2 separate regions of the Homo sapiens genome follow, and region 2 is linked to region 1. Evidence: read pairs that join two places in POLR2A ChIA-PET (ENCODE). Cell type or tissue: Panc1. All regions are shown on one strand. Links, peaks and the distances in the headings refer to the core of each region. The heading gives the core; the rest is flanking DNA. Region 1 overlaps FAM83D (family with sequence similarity 83 member D). Region 2 holds the start of LOC124904902 (a long non-coding RNA gene).

What was found. Peaks named below come from ENCODE experiments on the same cell type or tissue, not always from the same donor. Only the 100,000 strongest peaks of a DNase experiment are listed, where the experiment ranks them.
Region 2: POLR2A ChIA-PET joins it to region 1 with 10 read pairs; 3 of 35 experiments call an interaction of 5 or more read pairs at or near these places.

Annotation. Positions count from the first base shown.
Region 1 is chr20:38,933,275-38,937,668 of GRCh38, forward strand. All of the region lies in intron 1 of FAM83D (family with sequence similarity 83 member D), which reads left to right. Among named protein-coding and RNA genes, the nearest start is that of FAM83D, 9.1 kb to the left of the region's middle. In Panc1, for the core only: CTCF peaks have their summits at 2,110 (motif pointing left) and 2,323; a DNase peak (open chromatin) is centred at 2,147.
Region 2 is chr20:38,777,119-38,781,512 of GRCh38, forward strand. LOC124904902 (a long non-coding RNA gene) reads left to right here and starts at 2,380. Exons shown (of 2, transcript XR_007067584.1): 1 at 2,380-2,834. RefSeq lists enhancers at 2,380-3,044, 3,377-3,877, 3,878-4,378. In Panc1, for the core only: no CTCF peak of the experiment used is centred there; no DNase peak of the experiment used is centred there.

The DNA.
Region 1 (4,394 bases), core at 269-4,268:
AGTGAGTTACTGATGAATGGGCACAGAGTTTCTGTTTGGGGCTATGAAAAAGTTTTAGAAACAGATGGTAGTGATGGTTGTGAATGTAATTATTGCCACTGAATTGTACACTTAAAAATTATTAAGATGGCAAACTTATCTATTTTACCACAATAAAAAAATGTCTCCAGACATTGCTAAATGCCCTGTGGGGGCAAAATCGCCCTCCAGTTGTGAACCACTGGCCTAGAAGTTCTCACTAGTGCATCATTATGGGACATTACCCACTGGACTGAAGTGTTGCTACTATTTATCCCTTCCTTTTGATTTCATGTGTCAGGTTAAGGATTTTAGAATTTAGCCATTTCTCTTTAAAAATATTGTGGTAAAAAATACGTAGCAAAATTTACCATTTTAACCATTTGTAAGTGTACAGTTCAGTGGCATTAAATACATTCACACTGTTGTGCAGCTGTCACTAGCCGAATCTCCAGAGCTGTTTCAGCTTCCCAAAGTGAACCTCTGTACCCATTAAACACTAGCTCTTCATACCCTCCTTTCCTGGCCCCGGCAACCACCATTCTACTTTCTGTCTGCCATTTCTTTCTTTCTTTTTTTTTTTTTGAGAGTCTCGCTCTGTCGCCAGGCTGGAGTGCAGTGGCACCATCTCAGCTCACTGCAACTTCTGCCTCCCGGGTTCAAGCGATTCCCCTGCCTCAGCCTCCCAAGTAGCTGGGACTACAGGTGCCCGCTACCACGCCCGGCTAATTTTTTTGTATTTTAGTAGAAACAGGGTTTCACCATGTCGGCCAGCATGGTCTCAAGCTCCTGACGTCGTGATCTGCCCTCCTCGGCCTCCCAAAGTGCTGAGATTACAGGCGTGAGCTACCATGCCTGGCCTCTGTCTGCCATTTCTTTATTCTTTTCCCTTAGCGTCTAGCAGACAGTAATGAAGCTGCAGAATTCTTCTCTGACTTCTTTATGGATAGAAGGTATGTTACTTCAGGAAAAAAGCAAGCAAAACCCAAAAATGTAGTGGATATATTGGCTTAAAAAAATCTTGAACCCGGTCTCTACTAAAAATACAAAATTAGCTGGTTGTGGTGGTACATGCCTGTAATCCTGGCTACTTGGGAGGCCGAGGCAGGAGAATAGCTTGAACCTGGGAGGTGGAGGTTGTGATGAGCCAAGATCGTGCCATTGCACTCCGGCCTGGGCAACAAGAGTGAAACTCCGTCTCAAAAAAAAAAAAAAAAAAAAATTCTTGATGCAAATGATATAACCTCTGGAAGGGAATTTGGCAATATCTAGCAAAATTTCAGTTATATTTACCCATTGATCTACCACTTCCACTTCTCTGTATCTTGATATATTGGCAAAAATATGAATAGTTGTAGACAATAGGCCATGCGTTGCAACACTAATTATAATAGCAAAACACAGGAAAGAGTTCAGGTGTTCGTCAGTAGAGGATGAGTTCATCATTGTGAATGAACCGATTCGTCTCTGCAGTGGAACATCCTGTAGCTCTAAGAAGGAATGAGGACTAGCTCTGATATGCGGTATCTAGAATGGTACTGACCAGTGTAGTAGCCATATGAGGCTATTAAAATTTATATGGATTAAAATTAAATAAAGATTCAGTTCTGTCATCTTGGAAGGTTCTATTGGGCCACGCTAGTCTAGAACAATGTGTAGTATTCCATGCTACCTTTTACCTATAGGGGGATATAAGCACATATACATAGTTATATACATAATACACATGTTTATATAAAACAAATATGTTTATATACACCTGTGTATACTTGTTTATATTGAAAAAATGGAAGAATATACAAAAAACTATTGGAAATATTATCTCAATGGGGAGGAGGGACAAGGATGGAAACTAAGTATCTTTGAAAGTACCTTGTTTTGTAAATTGGATTTTGGAACTAGGCAAATGTTTTACATACTTATAAAATAAAAACAATTCAAAATGATAAGCCCTCCTCCCCCTACCCCCTAACTTCTTGGTGCTTTTCCCTCCCCTTTGAAAAGCCCACCTGCTTGTGTACTTCATGCTGGAATAGTACAGAGTACTGAATAGTGGTCAGTCCCTCCAGAGATCAGTGAAAACTTTGCTCCTGCCACCCTCTGGTGGCCCTGCCAGCACTTTCATCTAATACTTAAATTGTTTTATTTGGTTGCTTGTTTGTTTGTTTGAGACAAGTTCTCATTCTGTTGCCCAGGCTAGAGTGCAGTGGTGCAATCATGACTCACTGCAGCCTCGACCTCCCAGGCTCAAGTAATCCTCCTGCCTCAGACTCCCGAGTAACTGGGACTTAAAGGCACATGCCACCACGCCCAGATAATTAAAAAAATTTTTTCTGGAGACAGGATGTCAACTGTGTTGCCCAGAGTGGTCTCAAACTCCTGGCCTCAAGTGATCCTCCCACCTTAGCCTCCTAAAGTATTGGGATTACAGATGTGAGCCACCGTGCCGGGCCTAAATTGTTAATTTGATAATAGCCTCTGAAACAGAGGGAGAACAGTGCACACAAGCAAGTTTAGGTTTCGCTGTGGGAATTTACATTCTTTTTTGTTTTTAAACCCCAAAGATGTCAAGATAGTTACTTAAAGGTTTTTGACAAAATCCCAAGGAGATTATTTCTGTTCTATTAAAACATGTAATACATGGAGAGAAAATATATCTTTTGCTTTTTTAGCAAGAGGGTCCTGAGAGAGTTAGGAGAGGAAGTGAAGGGTCAATGGAGGCCATGTGGTCAGCTGGGAGAATGCAGCAGCCAGGATGTTATTGACCACAGCACAGGCTGACATTGAGTGGGTGCAGATCTTTGGTGGAATTCCAAGCATGTTGCACACCTGACCTCACTTTATGACTCTGGGAGGGAAGGGAGGGAAACTGAGGTGCAGTGAGAAGGGGTGATCGGTACGAACTTCCTCCTTCACACAGAGGAAGAAGAGCTAGAATGAGAACTGGAATGACTGGCCCTGAGGGGCCTGTTGGGGCTGCACATGTGCCTGGTCAGAGCCTAGACCTGCCCATTGAGTGTGTATGAATCACTGACTTCGCAGAGCTGGAAGGGTTCCTTGTTTCAAGGACACCGAGACTCAGATGGAATGGCTTGTCCAGGGATAGTGACGGAATCGGGACTAAGAATATGAGTAGCTGCCATTTAAGGGCTTTCCATATGCCAGGAACTGCCAGCAAACACTATGAGATAGGTACTGTCAATCATCCGTGGTGAGCTTGAGCCCATGCACTTCATGGGCTACGCCACTGATCCTTTAGTGTTTGTTCTAAGCTTCCAGTCATGTGAAAAACTGCCCATTAAACTTGGTTGGAATGATATAAAATACTGAGTATAGTACTTTTTTTAGATGGCTCCGGAGTCACAGAGACCTGGGTTGAAATTCCAGCCCTTGTACTTGTTTAAGTTTGTCACCTTGAACAAGCTACCTAACCTCTCCAAGCTTTGGCTTTCTCATCTATAAATTGGGGATGACAGGTAATGGGGTTTTGAAATTTCTAGATAGCACTTTTGAGCTTTTGTGCAAGAAGGCAAGCAGAAAAGAGTTCAGTTCTATGTGGCAAGTAACATAAACAGGGTCTGTGACCTTCCCAGAGACCAAGAAGGCCATCATGACGTCTGCTGTTCAACTACATAGGTTCCCAAGTCCCTTGGTACAAATCAGGAGGGGACAGGTAGAAGGACTGAGAGAGGTAGGCTTGTGATTTGTTACCTGAGATGATGATGTGAGAGTGGACACACATGCAGCTGCTCCAGATATGGCTGGAGAAGTGCAGGAACAGTGGGGTCCTGGTCAGCAGGCCGGCCATTATGCCCCTGACCAGCTGGATGCGTCCTCCTCACGTCTCCTGTTGTAACTGACTTGCACTGAGTTGCAAATTGCAAATGGGTGTTGACCCTGGAAGGGACTCTTGAAAGTCACCACTCTCACGACTTTCTAGTCCTTAGAGAGTGGGTGGGCTCCATGCAGCACAGACTGGGAGAGTGCCATGACTGTGGGCACTTGATGTGCAAGGGCTGCCTGCCTTCCAGACATGCCATTGTCCTTCGCACATTATTGCCTCCAGGAGTGGGAGCAGTGGCCAAATACACATCAGGTGTATTTCTGGACCCACAGGCTGCAGCAAGAGCACCGGATACCTAGGAGTTGCATCCTGGCTTGGAAAGCAGGACTCGGCCGGTTAGTGGATGAGTCCAGGTCATTGCTCAGCTCAGTGAAGAGAGTGTCCCTTCAGTCTAGCCCCAGGTCTACTTCAGCTATGCAGGGATTGGTTGCATGAGGGCTGGGACACAGGAATGGGGGATGGGGATGGGGATTTGAAGGAAGACTTCCCTACTGATTGCTTCTACAGTAGGACTATGGACTTTTCCTCTGTA
Region 2 (4,394 bases), core at 270-4,269, 160 kb before region 1:
GGTATTGTCATGTATTTTATCTACTATTATGTTGTGAATCCCATAACAGTATGAATTTTTTTTATGTAGTAGTCTTCTAGAGAAATGTAAAAAGATGGTCTTGGTTGGGTGTGGTGGCTCACCCCTGTGATCCCAGCACTTTGGGAGGCCAAGATGAGAGGACTGCTTGAGCTCAGGAGTTCAAGACCAACCTGGGTAACATAGCAAGACCCTGTCTCTATTAAAAAACAAACAAATGCCTGGCGTGGTGGCTCATGCCTGTAATCCCAGCACTTTGGGAGGCTGAGGCGGGCGGATCATGAGGTCAAGAAATCAAGACCATCCTGGCCAACATGGTGAAACCCCATCTCTACTAAAAATACAAAAATTAGCTGAGTGTGGTGGCACATGCCTATAGTCCCAGCTACTGAGGAGGCTGAGACAGGAGAATCTCTTGAACCCAGGAGGTGGAGGTTGCAGTGAGCCGAGATCGTGTCACTGCACTCCAGCCTGGTGACGGAGCGAGACTCCATCTAAAAAAAAAAAAAAAAAAAAAAAAAAAAAAACAAACTCTTAGCTGATGGTGGTGGTGCACGCCTGTAGTCCCAGCTACTCGGGAGGCTGAAGCGGGAGAATTGCTTGAACCTGGGAGGTCAAGGCTGCAGTGAGCCATGATTGCGCCACTGCACTCCAGCCTGGGTGACAGAGGAGCAAGACCCTGTCTCAAAAAAAAAAAAAGAAAAAAAAAGATGGTCTTCAGCACTAACCTGCAAGTTGGCCCTTTCCAGTACAGGAGAGTAGGGATGGAGGGAGGTCATTTCCTTGACGCTAGTCTCTCAGCTTGGACATTCCTCTGAGGAATGCTTAACAGGATGAGGGAGGGGGCTTCGCCTCTGGCCAGTGCCCAGCTTAAGTAGCCTTTTGGAAAAGTTCCAGAGGACATGGAGTGGGGTGGGGTTCTGCAGGCAGCCATTCCTCAGTCTACACAACCCTCTGGTTCCACAAGAATTGGGAGATGAATTTGGCTGCCTGCACTTCCCAGCCTGCATCAGTTTTTTAAATTTTTATTTATTTATTTTTTTTTTAGATGGAGTCTCGCTCTGTCACCTAGGCTGGAGTGCAGTGGTGTGATCTTGGCTCACTGCAACCTCTACCTCCTGGGTTCAAGCGATTCTCCTGCCTCAGCCTCCCGAGTAGCTTGGACTACAGGCGTGTGCCACCATGCCTGGCTAGTTTTTTGTATTTTTAGTAGAGACGGAGTTTCACCATGTTAGCCAGGATGGTCTTGATCTCCTGACCTCGTGATCCACCTGCCTCAGCCTCCCAAAGTGCTGGGATTACAGGCGTGAGCCACCGCGCCCGGCCTGCATCAGGTTTTGATGAGCACGTGGCCAGGAGTAGGGTAGTGCTGTCCAGCCGATCCCCTGCCCGGGGAACCTCCTGTGGATTGCCTGGCATTGAGGTTGATCGTATGCCCTAGCCAGGACAAATTTCTGGAAACCCTTTTGCTTTAGTCATGGGGGCAGGGCTTTACCCACTGATACTCCCCAGCTTGCAATGCTTCAGCAATAATCTGGACTGGGTTTCATCACAAGTGGTGTTAAGTCTCCAAGGCTTTACATTTGGACTATTAATAACCGTGCCCTGGTTATCAATAGAAAGGGGCACTCCAAGAGTGTGAACTAGGTCCTCGTGTTGATGGTGATTCTGCCAGCCTTTGCTACAGGCATTCCTTTAGCCATTCAGAGAAGATACACTCAAATGCTACAGTATACTCTAAGATATGAATAAAATGGACCAGGATATTTTCAGAAGGCCCCAAAGGAGAGGATGACTTGCCCTCATTTTCTTGACAACTTTTCTCACATCTGGGCCTGTGCAATAAGAAAGCTCTTACAAAACTGCTGAGACACACTGGGAAATCCAGGGTATACCGATCACATCCAGCCAGTTCTGGCACTCCTTGGTGTGTGCCAAGCTAGGGGCTATGGGAACAGGGTGAGTGGGTAGATCCTTTGATGCCACTCCAAAGCTTTCTGGGGAGCACCAAAATGACAGGAATGCAAAATCTCTGAAGGCTCTTTTCTGAATTCCAAGCTGACTCTGCAGAAGGGCCAAACTTAAAGAAGCGGCCCAGGCTGAGCGCAGTGGCTCACACCTGTAATCCTAGCACTTTGGGAGGCTGAGGTGGGTGGATCGTCTGAGGTCAGGAGTTCGAGACCAGCCTGATCAACATGGTGAAATCCCATCTCTACTAAAAAATACAAAAATTAGCCGGGCATGGTGGTGGGTGCCTGTAATTCCAGCTACTTTGGAGGCTGAGGCAGGAGAATCGCTTGAACCTGCGGGGGAGGAGGTTGCAGCGAGCTGAGATCACGTTACTTCACTCCAGCCCGTTTATAAGAGCGAAACTCCGTCTTGGGAGGCGGGGGGGGGGGGCATGTGGGAAGAAGCCACCCGAGGAGCCTGGTAGGGTGATGAAAGTGAGAGCAGAGGTGTAGCTCAGGGCCGTGCAGCACCTCGGCTTTGGCTCTTTGCAGGCTGTAGAAGCAGAATCGTAAGACTTCTCCTGGCTTGTTTCTTTCCATTTCTCGATTTGACTCCTCAGCCTGCTCTTCTGGCTCCCTGCTGTCTAATGGAATTCCAGAGCTTGACCTTGAGAATGCAGATTCTCCCGATTGACAACTTCTAGAGAAGGGAATCTCAGAAAGACAAAGGAGATGTTCCTTCTTCCGCTGCAAGAGTGGAAAAGCAGACACTCTCCTGAGAGCCTCATAAAGCTGGTGAAAGCCTGTTCTGATAAAGCACCCAGGAGATCATTCCTTCCGCCCCCTGCTCCCAGGACAGGCACTTAGGTGAGAATGTGTGACTCATCCAGTTCTGATACCTGCTGCAAATGGTATATGAAACAAAGGAATCTTTTAAGCCACCTGGGCTTCAAAGAAATGTAACTGTGTACTTTTTTTTTTTTAATCTGCTTTTAAATTGGTAACCTTGCTTAATTGCATGTTGCCCTGGTAATAACCTTGCAATTGACATCTCTTTTTAAAAAATGAAGGTCTACAATGTCTGTATTGGCCAGAAGAGCTTTGCAAGTTTCTTTGTTCATCTTTCTCCTATGACTATGATTTTCTTCGAACAAAGAGTTTGAGAGGCCTTGCTTCGTTTTAAATTAACAATACATACTTTGCATATTTGACTTGAGAATTGTGTGTATGTTATACACTACTACAAAACAAACCAATTTCAATAAAAATAAAAGCACAATCCTTAAAATCAAAGCAAAGTGAAACAATTGAACCTCATTATATATCAAGTTGGTGGTTTACTCACACGGAGAGGACTTATTTTAAGTGACTTTAATTAGGTGACTTTATTTTAAGTGACTTTCCATGGTAGTTGGAAAAAAAGAAACCACAGTAGTTGAATGTATATCTTTAGTGGGATATATTCTAAGAACAAAAAATAACCGCACAGTAAGAAATCTTACTGTTTTCAGTAATTATGTTGTTAGTAATGGCATTGGTATGATTATTCTGAAGATATAAATATGTGTGTATATATTCAAATAATGTTAACATTGTTAGCAACCAAGATTTTCAGTATAACAAGATATAAAAATATAAAATAAAAACTGAAAAATCATATAATCCTAAATTTGAATTGCACGTATCCATATGAACACATGATGTATTTTCTCTTTACAAATATTAATTAATTAGCCTAGAACAACAAACAGCCAATCAAACAGGCAAATCACCTGAGGTCAGGAGTTCAAAACCAGTCTGACCAACACAGTGAAACCCTGTCTCTACTAAAAATACAAAAAATTAGCCAGGCGTGGTAGCAGGCGCCTGTAATCCCAGCTGCTAGGGAGACTGAGGCAGGAGAATCGCTTGAACCTGGGAGGCAGAGGTTGCGGTGAGCCGAGATTACACCACTACACTCCAGTCTAGGCGACAGAGTGAGACTCCATCTCAAAAAAAACAAACAACAACAAAACAACAATGACAACAACAATAAAACCCTCAAAATTCAGGAGTCCACTTGAAGGGGCTCCCGCTGGCCCAGGAATGGGACAATTTGAGCATCTGAAAAAATAACAGTGAAAGGTTGAAACATACTAAAATCTATGAATTCATCATGGTCACCTTTGGAGAATGCTAGGGAACCAGTTCATCATTCTGAAACTAGGAAATAAAGGGCAAAAGCAGGCATAGATCTCACCTTTCTTGTAGAAACTGTACCTCATGGCAACCGAACAGATAATAAGGGAATGTTTTTCTTTGTAGAGGATTTCTAGCTAAACAAATGAAAACAGAATGATGAAATACCTACCACCATTTTCTCTTTCTTTCTTTTTTTTTTTTTTGAGACGCAGTCTGGCTCTGTCATCCAGGGTGGAGTGCAATGGT